Regions from separate parts of the Homo sapiens genome. Here region 2 is linked to region 1. The links are chromatin loops, found by intact Hi-C in ENCODE. Cell type or tissue: HCT116. All regions are shown on one strand. Links, peaks and the distances in the headings refer to the core of each region. The heading gives the core; the rest is flanking DNA. Region 1 overlaps TPTEP2-CSNK1E (TPTEP2-CSNK1E readthrough). Region 2 overlaps BAIAP2L2 (BAR/IMD domain containing adaptor protein 2 like 2).

Region 1 (11,650 bases), core at 2,128-10,127:
CAAGAACCAGAGTTTAGGAGGCTTGGGGTGCCCCCTAAAGCAGATAGAGATTAGATCACAGTATCCAAGTTCTTTCAAGTATCTGGAAAGCCTTCCCAAGAAAGATGGGTACAAACAAGCCCTGACAGTGAAAACTACAATAAATACAGTGAAAACTACAATCAATACCTAACTCTTCAATGCCCAGACACCAAAGAACATCTGCTAGCATCAACACTATCCAGGAAAACATGACCTCACCAAATGAACTAAATAAGACACCAGGGGCCAATCCTGTAGAAACAGAGATATGTGACCTTTCAGACAAAGAAATCAAAATAGCTGTGTTGAGGAAACTCAAAGAAATTCAAGATAACACAGGGAAGGAATTCATAATTCTATTAGATAAGTTTAACAAAGAGATGGAAATAATTTAAAAGAATCAAGCAGAAATTCTGGAGCCAAAAAATGTAATTGGCATGCCAAAGAATGCATTAGAGTCTTTTAATAGCAGAATTGATAAACCAGAAGAAAGAATTAATGAGCTTGAAGACAGGCTATTTCAAAATACATAGAGGAGACAAAGGAAAGAATAAAAAACAATGACGCATGCCTACAGGATCTAGAAAATAGCCTCAAAAGGACAAATCTAAGTGGTATTGGCCTTAAAGAGGAGGTGGGGAGTGTAGAAAGTGTATTCAAAGGGATAGTAACGGAACGTCCCAAACCTACAGAAAGATATCAATATCCAAGTACAAGAAAGTTATAAAACACCGAGCAGATGTAACTCAAAGAAGACTACCTCAAGGGATTTAATAATCACAGTCCCAAAGATCAAGGATAAAGAAAGGATCTTAAAAGCAGCAAGAGAAAAGAAACCAATAATATACAATGGAGCTACAATATATCTGGCAGCAGACTCTTTAGTAGAAACGTTTCAGGCCAGGAGAGAGTGGCATGACATATTGAAAGTGCTGAAGGAAAAAAACATTTACCCTAGAACAGTGTATCCAGTGAAAATATCCTTCAAAGTGAAGGGGAAATAAACACTTTTCCACACAAAAGCTGAGGGATTTTGTCAACACCAGACCTGTCCTAGAAGAAATGCTAAAGGGAGTATTTCAATCAGAAAGATAAGGACATTAATGAGCAATAAGTAACAACCTGAAGGTATAAAACTCACTGGTAATAGTAGGTATACAGAAAAATGCAGAATGTTATAACACTGTAACTATGATGTATAAACTACTCTTACTCTAAGTAGACTAAACTATGAGCCAATCAAAAATATTAACTACAACTTTTCAAGACATAGATGGTATAATAAGATAGAAATAACAAAAAGTTAAAAAATAGGGAGACAAAGTTAAGTTGTAGAGTTTTTATTAGTTTTCTTTTTACTTGTTTATGAAAACTTATAAGATTAAAATAATGGATTATAAGATAGTATTTACAAGCCTCATGGTAACCTCAAACCAAAAAACATAACAATGGATACACGAAAAATAAAAAACAAGAAACTAAATCATATCACCAGAGAAAATTACCTTCACTAATGAAAGACAGGAATGAAAGAAGGAAGAGAAGACCCCAAAACAACCAGAAAACAAATAACAAAATGGCAGGAGTAAGTCCTTACTTATCAATAATAACATTGAGTGTCAGTAGACTAAACTTTTCAATCAAAAGATAGAGTGGATGAATGGATGAAAGAACAAGACCCATCCAGGTGTGGTGGCTCACGCCTGTAATCCCAGCAGTTTGGGAGGCCAAGGCAGGCAGATCATGAGGTCAAGAGCTAGAGACCATCCTGGCAAACATGGTGAAACCCTGTCTCTACTAAAAATACAAAAATTAGCAGGGTGTGGTGGTGCGCACCTGTAGTCCCAGCTACTCAGGAGGCTGAGGCAGGAGAATCACTTGAACCCGGGAGGCAGAGGTTGCAGTGAGCCGAGATGGTGCCACTGCACTCCAGTCTGGTGACAGAGCAAGACTCCAGCTCAAAAATAAATAAATAAATAAATAAATAAAATAAAATAAAAAGACCCATTGCTCTGTTGCCTACAGGAAACACTCTTCTCCCATAAAGACACATGTAGGCTGGAAGTGGTGTCTCACTCCTATAATCCCAGCACTTTGGGAGGCAGAGGCGGGTGGTTTACTGGAGGTCAGGAGTTCAAGACCAGCCTGGCCAATATGGTGAAACCGCGTCTCTACTAAAAATACAAAAAATTCGTCGGTCATGGTGGCGGTCGCCTGTGATCCCAGCTATCACCACTGAAACTCCTTTCAGTTTTCAGAAACAAACTGTAGGTGACCAGAAGCGTTATCCGCTAAGCGCACCACTTTAAGTCCCTGACTTAGAGCCACAAGTGTTCTGTTTACCTATTGTTACTACTCTTTTCACTCTGGCAAACAGATTAATTCACACAAAATTTTATTTGAATGGCTTTTCAATTTATCATAACAATGGTTACTAAAAAGTGAGAGAATATGTACTAAGGGTTGAGTACAAGTTAGTGCTAGTAGAAAATAAGAGCCTTAATAGAGAAAAAACTAGTTCTAATCAAAGACTGGATTTAGTCAATGATGTTTATATTTTTAGCTTACATTTATAGCTTCAGAAACATTTTGTTACTGATATTCCTATCATAATTATTGTTTCAAAAATTCTCTAGTCCCTAACCTTCCTTTTTTCATTAAACAACTGTTTTAAAATTAAACTGTTATCTTGAAGGTTTTTTTTTCTTTTGAGACTGAGTTTTGCTCCTGTAGCCCAGGCTGGAGTGTAATGGCACAATCTCGGCTCACTGCAACCTCCAGCTACCAGGTTCAAGTGATTCTCCTGCCTCAGCCTCCCAAGTATCTGGGATTACAGGCATGAACCACCACGCCCAGCTAATTTTTTGTATTTTTAGTAGAGATGGGGTTTCACTGTGTCGGCCAGGCTGGTCTTGAACTCCTGACCTCAAGTGATCTGCCCGCCTTGGCCTCCCAAAGTGCTGGGATTACAGGCATGAGCCTGGGTCCTCAGCCTTGAAGATCTTATAGAAAAAAGCAACTACTGTGTTATAGAATAACAAACTTTAAATAGAAACAAAGACATTTTAATACAATCTTAATTACTCTGTGAACATGTAGATTAACCTTTAAATATAGGCTTTTTTTTTTCCTCAAAACAGGATAAGAGTTATCTTCTCATTTTTAATTTCCAAGTTGAAACTACAGATGACTATGTTTACTGAATCACATTTCAGGATCTTAAATCTTCGGACAATTATGTGTTCTTTTTTTCTTCACATTTTTGGAACTCCCTCAGATTTAACATCAATTAAATAACCTAGCTAAAACCTTGAACTCTTTTCAAAACAGTAAGTGGTAGAATAACAATAATTTCATACTCATAGTTTTAAAAGAATTAAACAACTGGATTTGACAGACATTTTCACAATTTTTTGTTGTCATGCAATTTTGGATACAGCCATTCTGCATGGTTTCACAAAGTTGGCATAGAGAAATATAAGTTTCCTAAGTTGAAACGGAAGATTATAAAAGAGGGAAGGAGAATGAGAGTAAGAGACTGGTTAAAGATGCAAAGGATTTCCACTTCTTCATTGTTATGTAAATGTGTCTGCTTTTTAAAAAGCACAATCACTGAAAAATCTATTTGGATAATGCCTTCACTCTATGCAACTATATCTGACTACAGGCTGAGCACCCTTAATCCAAAAATTCTGAAATGCTCCAAAATGTGAAATTTTTTGAGTGCCAACATGATGCCAAAAGTGGAAAATTCCACACCCGACCTTCTGTGACAGGTTTGCAGTGAAAATGCAGGTATACAACATGAAGATGAGGTCAGGGAGTCATCTAAGACAAAAACCATTGTTAATAAGGCAGATGACTCCATAGGGAACTTTTTTTTTTTTTTTTTTTTTTTGAGACAGAGTGCAGCTCAGTCGCCCAGGCTGGAGTGCAGTGGTATGATCTCAGCTCACTGCAACCTCTGAGTCCCAGGTTCAAGCGATTCTCCTGCCTCAGCCTCCCGAGTAGCTGGGACTACAGGCATGCATCACCACGCCCGGCTAATTTTTGTATTTTTAGTAGAGACGGGGTTTCACCATGTTGGTCAGGATGTTCTCAATCTCTTAACCTAGTGATCCGCCCGCCTCTGCCTCCCAAAGTGCTGGGATGACAGGTGTGAGCCACCGCGCCAGGCCCATAGGAAACATTTTTAAAAGCCGGCCGGCAGAATGTCTCCTTAGCCTTAACGGACCCGCTTCCTGGTCCCTCAGCTGCTTCTGATGTTTCTTCTTGCCTAAGAAAAAATAAAATGTGGTGTACAGTAAACTTTTAATGAAAACACAGCATCCCAGGAGACTGAACGCCTGCCGCTGTGTGTTTCCACTGTTCAACAGCTGACACAGGGATTCTGATGCCGCTGCTGTGCTGCTTAGTTTCTCTGAACACTTTTTTTTTTTAACTGTACTAATGGTATGTCATTTTTTCTATTGTTAAGCACTCATGTGTGAATAAGTGTAAGAAAATGATGGCTTATCAGGAGCATATAAATTCAGAGTCAGGAGCTAGGCACGGTGGTTCACGCCTATAATCCCAGCACTTTGGGAGGCCGAGGTGGGTGGATCACCTGAGGTCAGCAGTTCAAGACCAGCCTGGCCAACATGGTGAAACCCCGTCTCTACTAAAAATACAAAAGTCAGCTGGGCATAGTGGCAGGCGCCTGTAATCCCAGCTACTTGGGAGGCTGAGACAGGAGAATCGCTTAAACTTGGGAGGCAGTGGTTACAGTGAGCCGAGTTCGCACCATTGCCCTCCAGCCTGGGTGACAAGAGAGGACGACGTGTTAGATCACTTTCAAATCCACACCAAGTGGAGACTCTGCTGGATGGGCGGAGCGCAGGCTGGCTCCAGGCCTTCCTGTTCCTGGCTCCGCCACCACCGGGCACGCTCAATTTCTTCCCCTCACATTCACCCAGAATGGGTCTATGTCCAGCCTGGTGGGGACCCTGCCTGGGCTGGGGGCTTGTCTCCCCACCAAAGAGGAGATATAGCAGGTACAGGCACCAGCACATGGCGGGGCTCAGAATATCCCCGCTGGATTGAATATGTGACTTCAGTCCATAGAATGAGAGGCTCCTGGCCGGGCGCAGTGGCTCATGCCTGTAATCCCAGCACTTTCGGAGGCTGACGTGGGCAGATCACGAGATCAAGAGATCAAGACCATCCTGGCCAACATGGTGAAACCCTGTCTCTACTAAAAATACAAAAATACAAAAATTAGCTGGGTGTGGTGACACGCGCCTGTAGTCCCAGCTACTCGGGAGGCTGAGGCAGGAGAATCACTTGAACCCAGGAGGCGGAGGTTGCACTGAGCCAAGATGGCGCCACTGCACTCCAGCCTGGGAGACAGAGGGAGACTCTGTCTCAAAAAAAAAAAAAAAAGAATGAGAGGCTCCTGGCCCAGCCTCACCTGCTGATTAGCGGGATGTAGAGGCTTTCTAGTGCTGGCTTCAGATCTTGTCACTCCACTGTCACCTTTGTTGTCTCCAGTGCCCACCTCTAAACTATTGTATTAAAATTATAGAATAACATGTTTTTAAATCAGCTTGCTTTTTTTTTACTTGAACAATTTTATTATTTTATTTTTGAAACTGAGTCTCACTCTGTCACCCAGGTTGGAGTGCAACGGCGCGATCTCAGCTCACTGCAACCTCTGCCTCCCAGGTTCAAGCGATTCTCATGCCTCAGCCTCCTAAATAGCTAGGATTACATGTGTGTGCCACCACGCCCAGCTCATTTTTGTATTTTTAGTACAGATGGGGTTTCACTATGTTGACCAGGCTGGTCTCGAAATCCTGACCTCAAGTGATCCGCCCGCCTTGGCCTCCCAAAGTGCTGGGATTACAGGCGCGAGCCACTGTGCCTGGAACAATTTTATTTTAAAAGGAAACTTCCTATCCCTACATAAGTGGAAACCAGTATCAACTTGCCACATATGGAAGGTAAAAGTGAAAAGAAATAGAATGAAGTCAAACAAGGAGTTTCTATTCTAGCCAGGTACTCCTGCTGGTCAGTGCTGGGCCCAAGGCCCAGGACCTGCCTCTCTGACTTTTGTTTTGGTTTCATTTGTTTTTTTTAGGGGGACAGGGTCTCACTCTTGCCCAGGCTGGAGTGCAGTGGTGCGATCTTGGCTCACTGCAACCTCAAACCCCCGAGCTCAAGCAGTCCTCCCAATTCAGCCTCCCAAGTAGCTGGGACCACAGGCACACACCATCATGCCGGGCTAATTTTTGTATTTTTTGTAAAGAGGTTTTCACCATGTTGCCCAGGCTGGTCTGTAATTCCTGGGCTCTAGTGATCTGTCACCTCGGCCTCCTGAAGTGCTGGGATTACAGGACCACAGCCAACCTCTGCCTCTCCATTGACGAGGTTGATAAGGTGGTGTAGACGGCTAGCACTCGATGGAGACCTCCTGACCCCATCAAAGGGAAGGGGAAAACACAGGAAGCTCTCCCACTGTGTGGTCAGGGCTAGTACCAGCTCTGTCCCTGGGCCTTGACAGGGCCTGGAGACACCTTTGGGAGGAGCAGTTCCAGCCCAAACTCCTGCAAGGGAGGGATGGAGAGGGGAGAGGCTGAACACAACCCACCTGGAACCCGGGGCTGGGCCCGATGCTTTGAATACCAACTTAATCTTCACAACAGCCTGTGAAGGGTGTGTGTATGCACGCGCGCGTGTGTGTGTGTACACCAATTTCTTGCTGAGAAAAAGGAGGCTCAGAGAGGTTAAGGCATTCGCTGGAGTCCACAGCAACCAAGCCGCTGGAACCCCTCCGCCGGGTTCCGAGGCCCTCGCTGTTCTCAGGCCAGCGCAGAATTGGTCCCAGGGCTGGACTCCTCCAGGTGGGGCGCCCGGAGCACTCCCGACCACCTGCTCCAAGGACACTGCCTCCTGGAAGCGTCCCTGGTTTCCCTTCGGAGGTGAACTCGTTCAGGGCACTTCTCGGAGTCGCAGTCTCAGGTGGCCAGGGCAGGCCTTCTCCCTATGGGTGCTCCCCACGTCCGCCCTGGGCTTGGCAATGAGAAGCAGCCCCGCCCCGCGTGACCAGGACCCGCCTGCAGCGCCCGCGGCGGCCACACGGGGGCAGCAGGCGAGCGCCGCCCGAATTCCCGGGTCCCAGCCTGGGCTGGACCGGAGGGCACTGGCGGGTTGCCTCGCCCCAAGAGCCTCAGTTTCTCTGTCTATATAATGGACTAGGCTGTCTGCCAGGGCCTTTTTGGTCCTAGCAATCTGACCCCAAGCGAGCTTTATTAACAAATAGAAAAAAGAAGACATAAAAACAAACAGCCGGGCGCGGTGGCTCATTCCTGTAATCCCAGCACTTTGGGAGGCCGAGGCGGGCGGATCACCTGAGATCGGGAGTTCGAGACCAGCCTGACCAACATGGAGAAACCCCGTTTCTACTAAAAATACAAAATTAGCCAGGCGTGGTGGCACATGCCTGCAATCCCAGCTACTCGAGAGGCTGAGGCAGGAGAATGTTTGAACCTGGGAGATGGAGGTTGCAGTGAGCCGAGATTGTGCCATTGCACTCCAGCCTGGGCAACAAGAGCAAACTGTGTCTCAAAATAAAATAAAATAATAAAAATAAATAAATAAATAAAACAAATGCAAAGGGGTGTTTGCTGAGTGTCCCTGATGGGTCCCACAGAAAAGTCCAGGCCCAGGTGGAGACCAAGAGCCAGGAGAGCACCACGAGTCCCCTGAGGTCACACCTGACTCCCAGCCCAACTCTGGGCCAGTGGAAACCCTCATGTCCAGATGGGGAAACTGAGGCCCAAATGGTATGGGGACTTGCCCAAGCCCTCAAATGGAGGACAGGGCAGAGCTGAGCCTGGGACTCTCACCCAAGTGGTCTCCGGGGGCCTCCCTCTAAGTCTAAGGACTTAGCAACCCCTTCGCTCACGTTTTTTGGATTTTTTTTTAAGGCAGAGTCTCTCTGTTGCCCAGGCTGGAGTGCAGTGGCACGATCTTGGCTCACTGCAACCTCTGCCTCCCGGGTTCAAATGATTCTCCTGCCTCAGCCTCCCGAGTGGCTGGGACTACAGGTGCCCACCACCATGCCCGGCTAATTTTTGTATTTTGAGTAGAGATGGGGTTTCGCCATGTTGGCCAGGCTGGTCTCGAACTCCTGACCTCATGATCTGCCTGCCTCAGCCTCCCAAAGTGCTGGGATTACAGGTGTGAGCCACCGCGCCCAGCCTGTTTTTTGGATGTCTAATGGAACCAGAACTGGCGGTCCCTTCTGTTTATGGACCCGTGCACACAGCAGGAAGGAGAGGCTCCAGAGGCCCTGGACTCGGGGGACAACCCTCGCTTCATCACCTCCTGAGGGTCCACCGCAGCCAGCCCTGGGCCTTCTGCCCCTTTCACTCCAAGATCTCTGGGCTGACCTTCATCAGCCCCTTCCACCCGCCTCAGGAGGTAGGGACAAGGCTGGGGGTGGCCTTTGCAGACCCTGAGAATGAATATTGTCCTGCATACACAGCCCAGTGGCCACGAGAGGCCGACGAAGATACTGAAGGTCACAGAGGGCCAGAGGCGGGGCCAGGGCTTGAGCCACCCTCTCTCCAGGCCCGTCTATACCATTGGGCTGCCCCCTTCAGACCTCCGGGCAGGAAAAGAAGGTAGAGGGGATATTCACTGAGCCCCCGCCTCGAGCCTGGGCCCGACCTGGGGTGTTTGCCTTACTGGCCGCTCCAGCCAGTGTGAGAGGCTGCACTATCATGCACCCCACTGACAGGTGAGGAAGGCGCTGTGACCACCAGAGGAGTGAGCAGACTGGAATTTGAGCCCAGGTCTGCTCAGCTCCTACACCCGGCACTGAGCTTCCGGTCTGACCTGGCTCTTGGGCAGGGGCCCTGCAGGCCGCCTCCCTATGTGGCCCCAGAGTCCAGAGAGCAGCAAGGAGAGTAGGTTTCTACGGTGACCTGGGCAAATGAAGACACTAACCTGTGCCTCAGTTTCCCCAGCCCTTCCCACTCACAGCAAAAAAAGAAACGAGGGCCCTTCAGCCCACCCAGGTCCCATGTTCCAGTGCTGATGTTGGGGACAGCCTGGGGCCCAGCCTCAGGAAGGCTGTGTGAACAGCTTCCTCAGCTGGGAAGTGAGGGCAAGACTGGGAAGGCCCTACAGCCACTGGATCTGGGGCCATGTTGGGGGGCCAGTGAAGGGGGCACCCCAGGCTAGTCTTCCAGGAGCTCCCTGGTTGGGGGGACAAGGAAGGACACAGGCAGGGACAACCAGGGCCACACTCAGGGCCATTGTGAGGGACAGGGATGGGGCTGTTGCCATCGTAGTGACAGAGCTGTGGTATGCTCCTGCCACCTTGCATTCCAGCCCAGGCTGCTCCCATCTTTGGCAGAGGGTGGGAAAACACATGATCCTGCCTTCCAGAGACTGTACTGGTCAGAGAAAGACATCAGCAGGAGAGCCAGAGATTCCTCCTCCTCTCCATCATCACCATCACCATTATTCTCATCACCATCACCGTCACCGTCATCATCATCATCACCATCATGGACTTCAAAGAAGTTCAAAGAATTTCCTCCTCTGGCCAGAGTGAATCCTGTTCTGTGGAAGCAGGAGGCTGGGTGGGAAGCCCTGTGGAGGCTCCACCCGTGTTTGGGTTCTGGGCAGGGATCTGGGGACAGGGGAGGCCTAATGCTTATTGCAGAAATTCTCTGCCTGGGAAGTCAGGATCACTCCTTGGAGGAGGCAGCCTGTCCTCTGAGCTTTCAGGAAAGGAACTGGTTGTGTGGTTCCCTGTAAGCTCTGGAGATGGGGCGGGCAGTAGGGGGAGGAGCACAGCAGTGTGGATGTATTAATACTTAGTGCTGGCCGGGTGCGGTGGCTTACGCCTGTAATTCCAGCAGTTTAGGAGGCCAAGGCAGGCAGATCACCTGAGGTCAGGAGTTCAACACCAGCTGAGGCAGGAGAATCGCTTGAACCCAGGAAGCAGAGGTTGCAGTGAGCCAAGATCACGACATTGCACTCCAGCCCTCCAGCCCAGGCAACAAGAGTGAAACTCCGTTCCCCCCCGCAAAAAAAAAAACTTAGTGCCACAGAACCTACGCTTAAAACCAGCTAAAATGACAAATCTTATATGATAGGTATTTTACCGCAATTTTAAAAATTATTTCCTGGCCAGGTATGGTGGCTCACATGTATAATCCCAGCCCTTTGGTGGCCATGGTGGGAGGATCCCCTGAGGCTAGGAGCTTGAGACCCGCCTGGGGAACATAGTGAGACCCCGTCTCAACAAAAATTTTTTAAAAATTAGCCAGGTGTGGGCCGGGCACAGTGGCTCACGCCTGTAATCCTAGCACTTTGGGAGGCCGAGGTGGGCGGATCACGAGGTCAGGAGATCGAGACCATCCTGGCTAACACGGGGAAACCCCGTCTCTACTAAAAATACAAAAAATTAGCCGGGCATGGTGGCGGGCGCCCGTAATCCCAGCTACTCGGGAGGCTGAGGCAGGAGAATGGCGTGAACCTGGGAGGTGGAGCTTGCAGTGAGCCGAGATTGCACCACTGCACTCCAGCCTGGGCGACAGAGCAAAACATCGTCTCAAAAAAAAAAAAATTAGCCAGGTGTGGTAACGTGCGCCTGTAGTCCAGCTATACAGGAGGAGGTTGAGGCTGTAGTGAGCCATGATTGCACCACTGCACTCCGGTCTGGGGGACAGAACAAGACCCTGTCTCCAGAGTAAATAAATAATTTTTACTTAAAAAATTAAAGAGTCCAGGTGCAGTGGTTCATGCCTTTAATCCGAGCCCTTTGGGAGACTGAGGTGGGTAAATTGCTTGAGTCCAGGAGTGTGACACCAGCCTGGACAACAGAGTAAGACCCTGTCTCTACAAAAAATAAAAATATCAGCTGGGTGTGGTGGTGTGTGCCTGTGGTCCCAGCTACTTGGGAGCGTGAGGTGAGAGGCTTGCTTGAGCCTGGGAGGATGAGGCTGCAGTGAGCTGTGATCACACCACCGCACAGCCTGGGTGACAGAGCGAGACCCTGTCTTAAACACAACAACAACAAAAAAATGAGGTCTTACTGCCCAGGGGCCCATTACCCTGCTATCTCCCAGCCCTCCCCACACAGAGTCACGTGGACAAGATGCTACGCGCTCACAAGGCCTCTTGGTCACCGTAACTCAGGGAGCCTTAGAGTCTTACCATCCGCCCTGCACCTACCCCAGCTGTCACGCACATCCCTGCCATCTGGGAAGACCCTGAGCTCTGTCCTCTGCTAAAAACCTGCTAGGACCCCTGTGGTCTACAAGACACAGTCCAGAGGCTTTGGTCTGGCATTTAAGGCTCCTGGCACTTGACCCGCTGACCTCTCCCATCACTCCTTGTGCAGGCCCTGCCCTAGCCCTGTGGGCACCTGTACCCAGCTCAAGGAGCAGCTTCGGAGCAGCCTCCCAGCAGCCTCTACTTCCGTCTAGACCTCCATACCTTGCCCGTCCCTGCTACCCCTTGGCCTTCGCCTTCCCTTCCTCTAGGAATGCCCTTCCCCAGCCTGGCAGGCTGACCCTGCTCCCTCCTCTGCCTCCTGGATGGCTCACAGGGGCATCCTCTGATGGCCCTG
Region 2 (8,000 bases), core at 1-8,000, 250 kb after region 1:
GTGCCTTCGTGGTTTATCACTCTACCTTACAGCCTGAGACACTAGAATTTGGTTTCACTCTTAAAAAAAAAAAAATTTTTGGCTGGGTGTGGTGGCTCACGCCTGTAATCCCAGCACTTTGGGAGGCCAAGGCAGGCGGATCACGAGGTCAGGAAATCAAGACCATCCTGGCTAACACGGTGAGACCCCATCTTTACTAAAAATACAAAACAATTAGCCGGGCATGGTGGTGGGCGCCTGTAGTCCCAGCTACTCGGGAGGCTGAGGCAGGAGAATGGCGTGAACCCGGGAGGCGGAGCTTGCAGTGAGCCGAGATCGCGCCACTGCACTCCAGCCTGGGCGACAGAGCAATACTCCGTCTCAAAAAAAAAAAAAAAAAGAAATTTGAGTCTCTTCGAACCTCCGGGTTCCCCTTCCGTCTGTTTCTTTTCCTTACACTTTGTCTGTTGGAGACCCTGGGACCATCTGCTCTGACTTTCCCATAGTCTGGAAGTTGCTGAGGATGCTCTCCTAGTATGTTCAGCTGGTTTCTCTGTCCTCTGGATCCGGAGCCTTGCCCTTGGCAAGACCAGAGGGGCTACTGAGTTCTTCCACCAGGAGGCATCACTGTGTCTAGATCTGCCATGCATCCGGGGATACACACCACTGTTCCTCCCATGCCTTTTCAAAGCATTCTTAGCTAGGATGCTTCCAGAAAGAGACCCTTCCCCTTATCTGCTATTATTACCCACTGGCACGTTTCATATGGAGAGGGCAGGAGAAAGGTTTCATTCATTCCCTTTATTCATCAGGTTCCAAGATAATGAATTTGTGCCCTGTCATCCTCTGAAGGTGAAGCCACCAATTAACTTTATGTTTTTACTAACACCATTATGTAGTACTTTTATTTACTATAATCAATATCGTAGATTTAAACTCATTTGACCTATTTCAATGGTTGGCAATTATTACGTTTACTGAAGTTGAAAATGTCCTATTTTTGGCCAGTGGAAGCTTCTTTTTTTTTTTTTTTTGACATGGAGTCTCACCCTGTCACCGAGGCTGGAGTACAGTGATGCAATCTCGGCTCACTGCAACGTCCGCCTCCCAGGTTCAAGCAATTCTCCAGCCTCAGCCTCCCATGTAGCTGGGACTACAGGTATGCAACACTGCATCTAGCTAATGTTCATATTTTTAGTAGAGACGGGGTTTCACCTTGTTGGCCAGGCTGATCTCGAACTCCTAACCTCAGATGATCTGCCCAGTTTAGCCTCCCAAAGTTCTGGGATTATAGGTGTGAGCCACTGCACCTGGCCATTGGAAGCCTCTTTAATCTGCCTCCTGAGTCCTTGCTATCTGCCTGACAAGAGGTTCCAGGCTTATCTGCTACTTGTGCTGTGTGAGACATGGAATGAGCCATTTCTTCATGAAGCCCTGTTTTTACTTTTTGTTTTTAGTGCAAGTGGTATTTCAAAGCCATAATCTGAATACTAGTGGTGCTCATTGCCACTGGCTTGATCTTTGTTTCTAGGCTTTTTTGGTGGCTGTGCAACGCATAGATGGATACATATTTATATGCAATGTGTGTGTACACACATATAACACATATTCTCTCGCTCTGTCTCTTTATTTCTATTGCTGCTGGACAAATTCATCTTATTTATTTATTTATTTATTTTCAGAGGCAGAGTCTCACTCTGTCACCCAGGCTGAAGTGCAGTGGTACAATCATAGCTCATTGCAGTCTCCAACTCCTGGGCTCAAATGATCTTCCTGCCTCAGCCTCCCAAGTAGCTGGGACTATAAGAAAATGCCACCGTGCCTGGCTAATTTTTTTTTTTTTTTAATTTTGAGATGGAGTGTCACTCTGTCTCCCAGGCTGGAGTGCAGTGGTGTGATATCGGCTCACTGCAAGCTCCGCCTCCCAGGTTCACGCCATTCTCCTGCCTCAGCCTCCCGAGTAGCTGGGACCACAGGCGCCTGCCACCATGCCGGGCTAATTTTTTTTTTTTGGTATGTTTAGTAGAGACGGGATTTCACCGTGTTAGCCAGGATGGTCTTGATATCCTGACCTCGTGATCCACCCGCCTTGGTCTCCCAGAGTGCTGGGATTACAGGTGTGAGCCACCGCACCCGGCCGTGCCTGGATAATTTTTAAACTCTTTTTATAGAGATGAGGTCTCACTATGTTGCCCAGGCTGGTCTTGAACTCCTGGCCTCAAGCAGTCCTCCCATCTGGGCCTCCCAAAGTGCTAGGATCACTTTTAGACCATTGATTCATTTTCTTCTGTTTCATGGGCCTTTCTGGTGTGTTTTGGTTGTCAGTAGGAATGTTATTCTCTTCCATATTCTCTTTTTTCTAATAATAACTTTCTATTGGATTTCACCTCAGAGATTGTCTGTGGAAAAGTAGGTTTTTTCCTGAAATTGTAAAAGGAGCACAGTCAAGACAGCTCTTCTCACTTTGCAAGATCTCTTTCTGTTGTTCTTATGTAGTTTTCCAAAAATATGGCAGCTCCCTTTCTGCAATTTCCTGGTTCCGTTCATGCTCCTACTTTTGTTAGACTTTCTCTTTCCTTTTGTGTCTGTTGTCCTTGTTCCTGATTTTGATCCTCCTCACGGCATTCTCTCCTCCACATGGGCCCTGTCTGGATGGGAGCCTGGCTGGTCAGTTTCAAGACTTCCTAGAGGCTCGACTACTCCAGCCCCTTCAGACTTTACCAGGGACCTCTTACCTTCACCCTTTGGACTCACAAACTCCTTGGAGTTTCAGCTGCTGTTCACAGACTGGCCTACTGAGCTTCCCATGACCATCTGCTGGCCATGTCGGGGTGCACCTGTGCTCAGGTCCCTCAACGCCCAGCTACCTCCCACTGCTCCATCCACATGGATGCTGGTCACACTGACCTCACAGCCGGTGCTGATTTTTGTTTGGAGGGTTGTAGAGATATACTGTCATAGTTTTGTTCTGAATGTTGTCTTGAGTTTATTTTTTTCTTTTGGTGGTTTTGTTTGTTTTGTTTTGTTTGTTTGTTTGTTTTTTGAGACGGAATCTTGCTCTGTCACCCAGGCTGGAGTGCAATGGCGCCATCTCAGCTCACTGCAACCTCTGCCTCCCGGGTTCAAGCGATTCTCCTGCCTCAGCCTCCCAAATAGCTGGGATTATAGGCGCGTGCCACCATGCTCGGCTAATTTATGTACTTTTAGTAGAGATGGGGTTTCACTATGTTGGCCAGGCTGGTCTCAAACTCCTGACCTCAGGTGATCCACACACCTTGGCCTTCCAAAGTGCTGTGATTACAGGCATGAGCCACTGTGCCTGGACTTTTTTTTTTTTTTTTTTTTTTTTTGAGACAGGATCTCACTGTGTCACCCAGGCTGGAGTACAGTGGTGCAGTCACAGCTCATTGCAGCCTAGACTTCCTGGGCTCGGGCAATCCTCTCACCTCAGCCTCCCAAGTAGCTAGGACCACAGGCATGAACCACCACGTCTGGCTTTTTTTTTTTTTTTTTTTTTTTTTTTTTATGTAGAGACAGCATCTTACTATGTTGCCCAGGCTGGTCTGGAACTCTTGGGCTCGAGCAATCCTCCCACCTCAGCCTCCCAAAGTGCTGGAATTACAGGTGTGAGCCACTGTGCCTGGCTAGTCTTAAGTTTTTTATTTTGCTGTCTGGTTTCTCCATTCATTTTTAGGAGAAGATGAAGGAAGGTTTTGAAACTACATTTTATTTCCACCATCATCCCAGACCTGAGTTTTTTTTTCTACTGAGGTAAAGTTTACATACAATAAGATGAAGTTCCTAAATATGTTGAGTGTTAAGTTCAACAGATTTTGACAATTGTATGCCCTGTGTGGCCACCATGTTAAACAGGATTTATTTAGAACGTTTCCATCAACCCAGAAAGTTCTCTTATGTCCCTTTTGTCAGTGTCGCCCCCTAGGGGCAAAGGCTTTCTGACTTCTATCTCTGCAGATGAATTTTGCCTGTTCTAGTGCTTCGTTTGAGTGGAACTGTGCCCTGTATATTCTTTTGTGTCTAGCTTCTTTCACTCAGCATAAGGTCTGTAAGATTAATTCATGTTGTTGCATTGTATGAATCTGTTTGTGTCACTATCAAGGAATACCTGAGACTGGGTAATTTATAAGGAAAAGAGGTATATTTTGGCTCATGGTTCTGCAAACTGTACAAGCATGGCACCAACATCTACTTAGCTTCTCATGAGGGCCTCAGGAGGCTTACAATCATGGCGGAAGGTGAAGGGGTAACAGGTGCGTCACATGGCAAGACAGCAAGAGAGAGAGTGGGGAGGTGCTAAGCTTTATTTATTTATTTATTTATTTATTTATTTATTTATTTATTTATTTATTGAGACGGAGTTCCACTCTGTTGCCCAGGCTGGCATGCAGTGGTGCGATCTCGGCTCACTGCAACCTCCGCCCCCTAGGGTTCAAGCGATTCTCCTGCCTCAGCCTCCCGAGTAGCTGGGATTACAGGCAGCCGCCACCAGGCCCAGCTGATTTTTTTATTTTTAGTAGAGACGGGGTTTCAGCATGTTGGCCAGGCTGGTCACAAGCTCGGCCTCCCAAAGTGCTGGGATTGCAGGTGTGAGCCACCACGCCTGGCCTGAGTTCACAAAATTTAAGGAGGCAGTGCTGTGACATTCACACTAGCGCAGGGTCGGGAAGGCTTCCTTTTGATTGGATCCAGCGGAAAGCGGCCCCTCAGAAGCATCTACCTGGCATTTCTATAACAACGCACGTTTCTGTTCACCGTTGTATCACTCTGGAAACCTACGTGCCACTTCCTTCTTGGTGCTGACACCCTTCTCTACACACACACTGGCAGCCATAGCTCAGGGTTTCAGTACCAAAGAGGCACCCTCAAGCTCCCTTGCAGACTAGTGGGCACCAAAGTTTGGGAAATAACTGTGGGAGAAAACCTTAAACTTTAGAAATTTTATTATGTAGTGATTTTTTTCTGCATATTGGGAGGAGATTGCCAGCATTCCTTTTCTGGGCGATCCCCTAGCCCCGTGGGATGATGTGAGGACACCTAGAGCAGGAGGAAGGACCCACTGTGGGAAAAGGGTGTGTGGACAGAGGCTGCGCAGAGGCGGGAGGGCCTCCAGAGGAGGACGTGTCCGCGGGGTTGGGGAAGCACCTCTTGTGTCCCATGCAGCCTGAACCCTCCTGCAGCTGGAAGGGTTTAGGTCCAACTGCCCAACAACATGGAGTGACTCAGAGAAAGCTGATGGAGAATACAGGGTACCAGGGCATCACCTGGGCCCACAGAATCGAAGCTCATCAAGCTCTCAGAGAGCAGCTGGTCAAGCCTTTCCTTTTTCTTTTTTTTTTTCTTTTGAGACAGAGTTTCACTCTGTCACCCAGGCTGGAGTGCAGTGGCGTGATCTCCGCTCACTACAACCTCCGCCTCCCTGGTTCAAGTGATTCTCCTGCCTCAGCCTCCTGAGTAGCTGGGATTACAGGCACGCACCACCATGCCTGGCTGATTTTTGCATTTTTAGTAGAGATGGGGTTTCACCATGTTGGCCAGGCTGGTCTCGAACTCCTGGCCTCAGGTGATCCACCCACCTCAGCCTCCCAAAGTGCTGGGATTACAGGCGTAAGCCACCATGCCCAGGCTGGTCAAGCCTTTCCTGTTACAGATGGGGCAACTGAGGCCCAGAGATGGGTGGCAACTTGTCCAAAGTCACAAAGCAAATAGGAGGCAGAACTAGAATGAGGACGAAGCTTCTGAGCCTGAGCCCAGCAGCCTTTCCTGTCCTGCCCCGGTGGCCAGACATCCACTTGCCATGGGAACCTGTCACCTCCCAGGCCCATCTGAGACCTCAACAGCTTCTGAGTGTTTTTGCTGGGCTGTGCCCTGCCCATGGTGCTGAGGACACAGAGGTGAGCCATGGCCATAGCAGCTCCAAGGGGCTATGCATGGGGCCCTGGCCATAAATTCTGTATACAACTGGAGGAATGGACAACGAAGGAACAAATGTGCACCCATTCCAGAGACAAAACGAGGGAGCAATGGATTCTGCTTGGGAAAGTCAGGAAGACAGGAAGCTGGCACTGGAAGATAGGGAGGAAATTCCAGGCAGAGGGAATGATGTCATCAAAGCACAAACTAAGAATAAGACAAAAAATAAGAACCAGAAGACTCTGACACACTTATCAAGGGTTCGTTTCCAGGCAGCACTGCACTAAACATTGTGAATGTTTAACCATTTCGTCCTCCCTCCAGCCAGGTGGTGTTCTTGTCTCCGTTTCTCTGACAGGTGGGCAGGTGCCTGGTATATTAGGAGCACGATGGGCAGTCTGTTATAGCAGAAAGTGCAAGGGGGTGCTGGGGCCTGGGAACAGTAGGGGGGCCTTGATCACCCTCACCCTGCACTCCGCTCAGGTGCAGACATTCCATGGAGGCCTGCTGCAGCACATGGAGAAGAACACCAAGCTGGACATGCAGTTCATCAAAGTGAGTCTGGCCTCCCCACTCGGCCCCCAACTCACTGCAGGCAGGACCCCCTCTCCCATTTGACAGGTAGGCACACACAGGCCAGTGCTGAGCACTGACTGGGCCCCAGATTATCCATGTTCCCAGCTGAGCCCCAAGTCTCCAAACTTCCAGGGCCCTGATCTCTGGGAGGGGTGTCTTGAGCTCTCTGATGTGGGGGGATTCTCCCTCCCCGACTCCACCCTACCCCAGGACAGCCGCCAGCACTATGAGCTCGAGTACCGCCACCGAGCGGCCAACCTGGAGAAGTGCATGTCTGAGCTGTGGCGCATGGAGCGCAAGAGAGACAAGAACGTGCGGGAGATGAAGGTGCGAGGGCCGGGAAGCGGGGGTGGGCCAGGAAGGGCGGGTGGGCAGACCTCGGGGCGAGACCGGGCCCTGGGAACCCCGAACGCCTCCCTGAGCTCCCCCACCGAGCACCAGCCCAACTGTGATGAGCGTGGCTGGGGAGGTCAGCCAGCCCCTGGTGGGGTGGGCGTAACTAGCTCCTAGGGCCACGCCCAGCACCGCCCCTTGCCCTGTGGCTTACTGGCCTTACCCAGAATCCCCGGGCCTCTCCTGCAAACCCATCCCACCTCCCCCATCTCCTACTTCACCGAGAAAATTGCTCGCTTGAACATGGTGCCAAAGGTGTCATCCACCAGCCGCCCATCCTCCTCCCCTCTCTCCTGCCTGGCAGAGGTATCCCGCCCCCGGCTAGGGCCATTCCCCTTCCTGAGCCTGGGGCCCCATCCCTGGCCTCTGTCTCCAAGATCCAAACCCATGGATTAACCCTCTGCCTCCCTTCCCGTCTCTTCTGGCTCCTTTAAGTGAGCTCACGCCTCCCCTCCTCAGAATCTTCCCCCCAAGTAGGGGCTATTAACCTACTCATTCATATTCTCATTAAACCCGTCCCCCTGCCCCCCCAGCCCGTGCTTGGGCTTGTGCTGGGTGCCAGGGACAGAGCGAAGGCTCAGACAGCAGCCCTGCTTGTGAGAAGCACCTGGGAGAGGGAGACGCAGGGCCCAGACTCATAACAAGGCTGCTGATGATGGGGCAGGCTCAGGAGCTAGGATGGGCCGGGTGATGGGGGGTGGGCTTGGGGAGAGGGCAGTCAGGAAGAACAGGGGGCTTGAACAGCTGGCGCCTGTGGGCGAGGGGGGTGGGATGAGACACACCCACCGCCCCCAGCCAGAACTCCCGTTCCCCCCCAGGAGAGTGTGAACCGGCTGCACGCACAGATGCAGGCCTTCGTGTCTGAGAGTCAGCGGGCGGCTGAATTGGAAGAGAAGCGGCGCTATCGCTTCCTAGCAGAGAAGCACCTGCTACTTTCCAACACCTTCCTGCAGTTCTTCGGCCGGGTGAGTTGGACTGGGGGGCAGCAAGCGGGGCGCTTCTAGGAGCTGCCCCCTCCTGAGTGGCCGTACATAGAGGTTTCCCTCCCTTCTTCCCTCTTCCCTCCCTGCCTGCCTGTCTGTAGAAATTCATTTTATTTTGCTATCTCCATCCATTTCTTC

The links. Hi-C counts contacts between places; a loop is a spot of excess contacts. Peaks named below come from ENCODE experiments on the same cell type or tissue, not always from the same donor. Only the 100,000 strongest peaks of a DNase experiment are listed, where the experiment ranks them.
Region 2: a loop joins it to region 1, with 13 times the contacts of the local background. A loop is called at or near these places in 54 of 110 quality-filtered maps.

The regions. Positions count from the first base shown.
Region 1 is chr22:38,348,806-38,360,455 of GRCh38, reverse strand. All of the region lies in intron 4 of TPTEP2-CSNK1E (TPTEP2-CSNK1E readthrough), which reads left to right. It also overlaps the pseudogene TPTEP2. Among named protein-coding and RNA genes, the nearest start is that of CSNK1E, 37 kb to the right of the region's middle. RefSeq lists a silencer at 7,015-7,254. In HCT116, for the core only: a CTCF peak has its summit at 7,120 (motif pointing right); a DNase peak (open chromatin) is centred at 7,125.
Region 2 is chr22:38,096,876-38,104,875 of GRCh38, reverse strand. It overlaps BAIAP2L2 (BAR/IMD domain containing adaptor protein 2 like 2), which reads left to right. Exons shown (of 14, transcript NM_025045.6): 5 at 6,394-6,465; 6 at 6,697-6,813; 7 at 7,698-7,844. Among named protein-coding and RNA genes, the nearest start is that of BAIAP2L2, 9.8 kb to the left of the region's middle. RefSeq lists an enhancer at 5,990-6,544. In HCT116, for the core only: CTCF peaks have their summits at 594 (motif pointing right), 3,928 (motif pointing left) and 6,715 (motif pointing left); DNase peaks (open chromatin) are centred at 585, 3,915 and 6,745.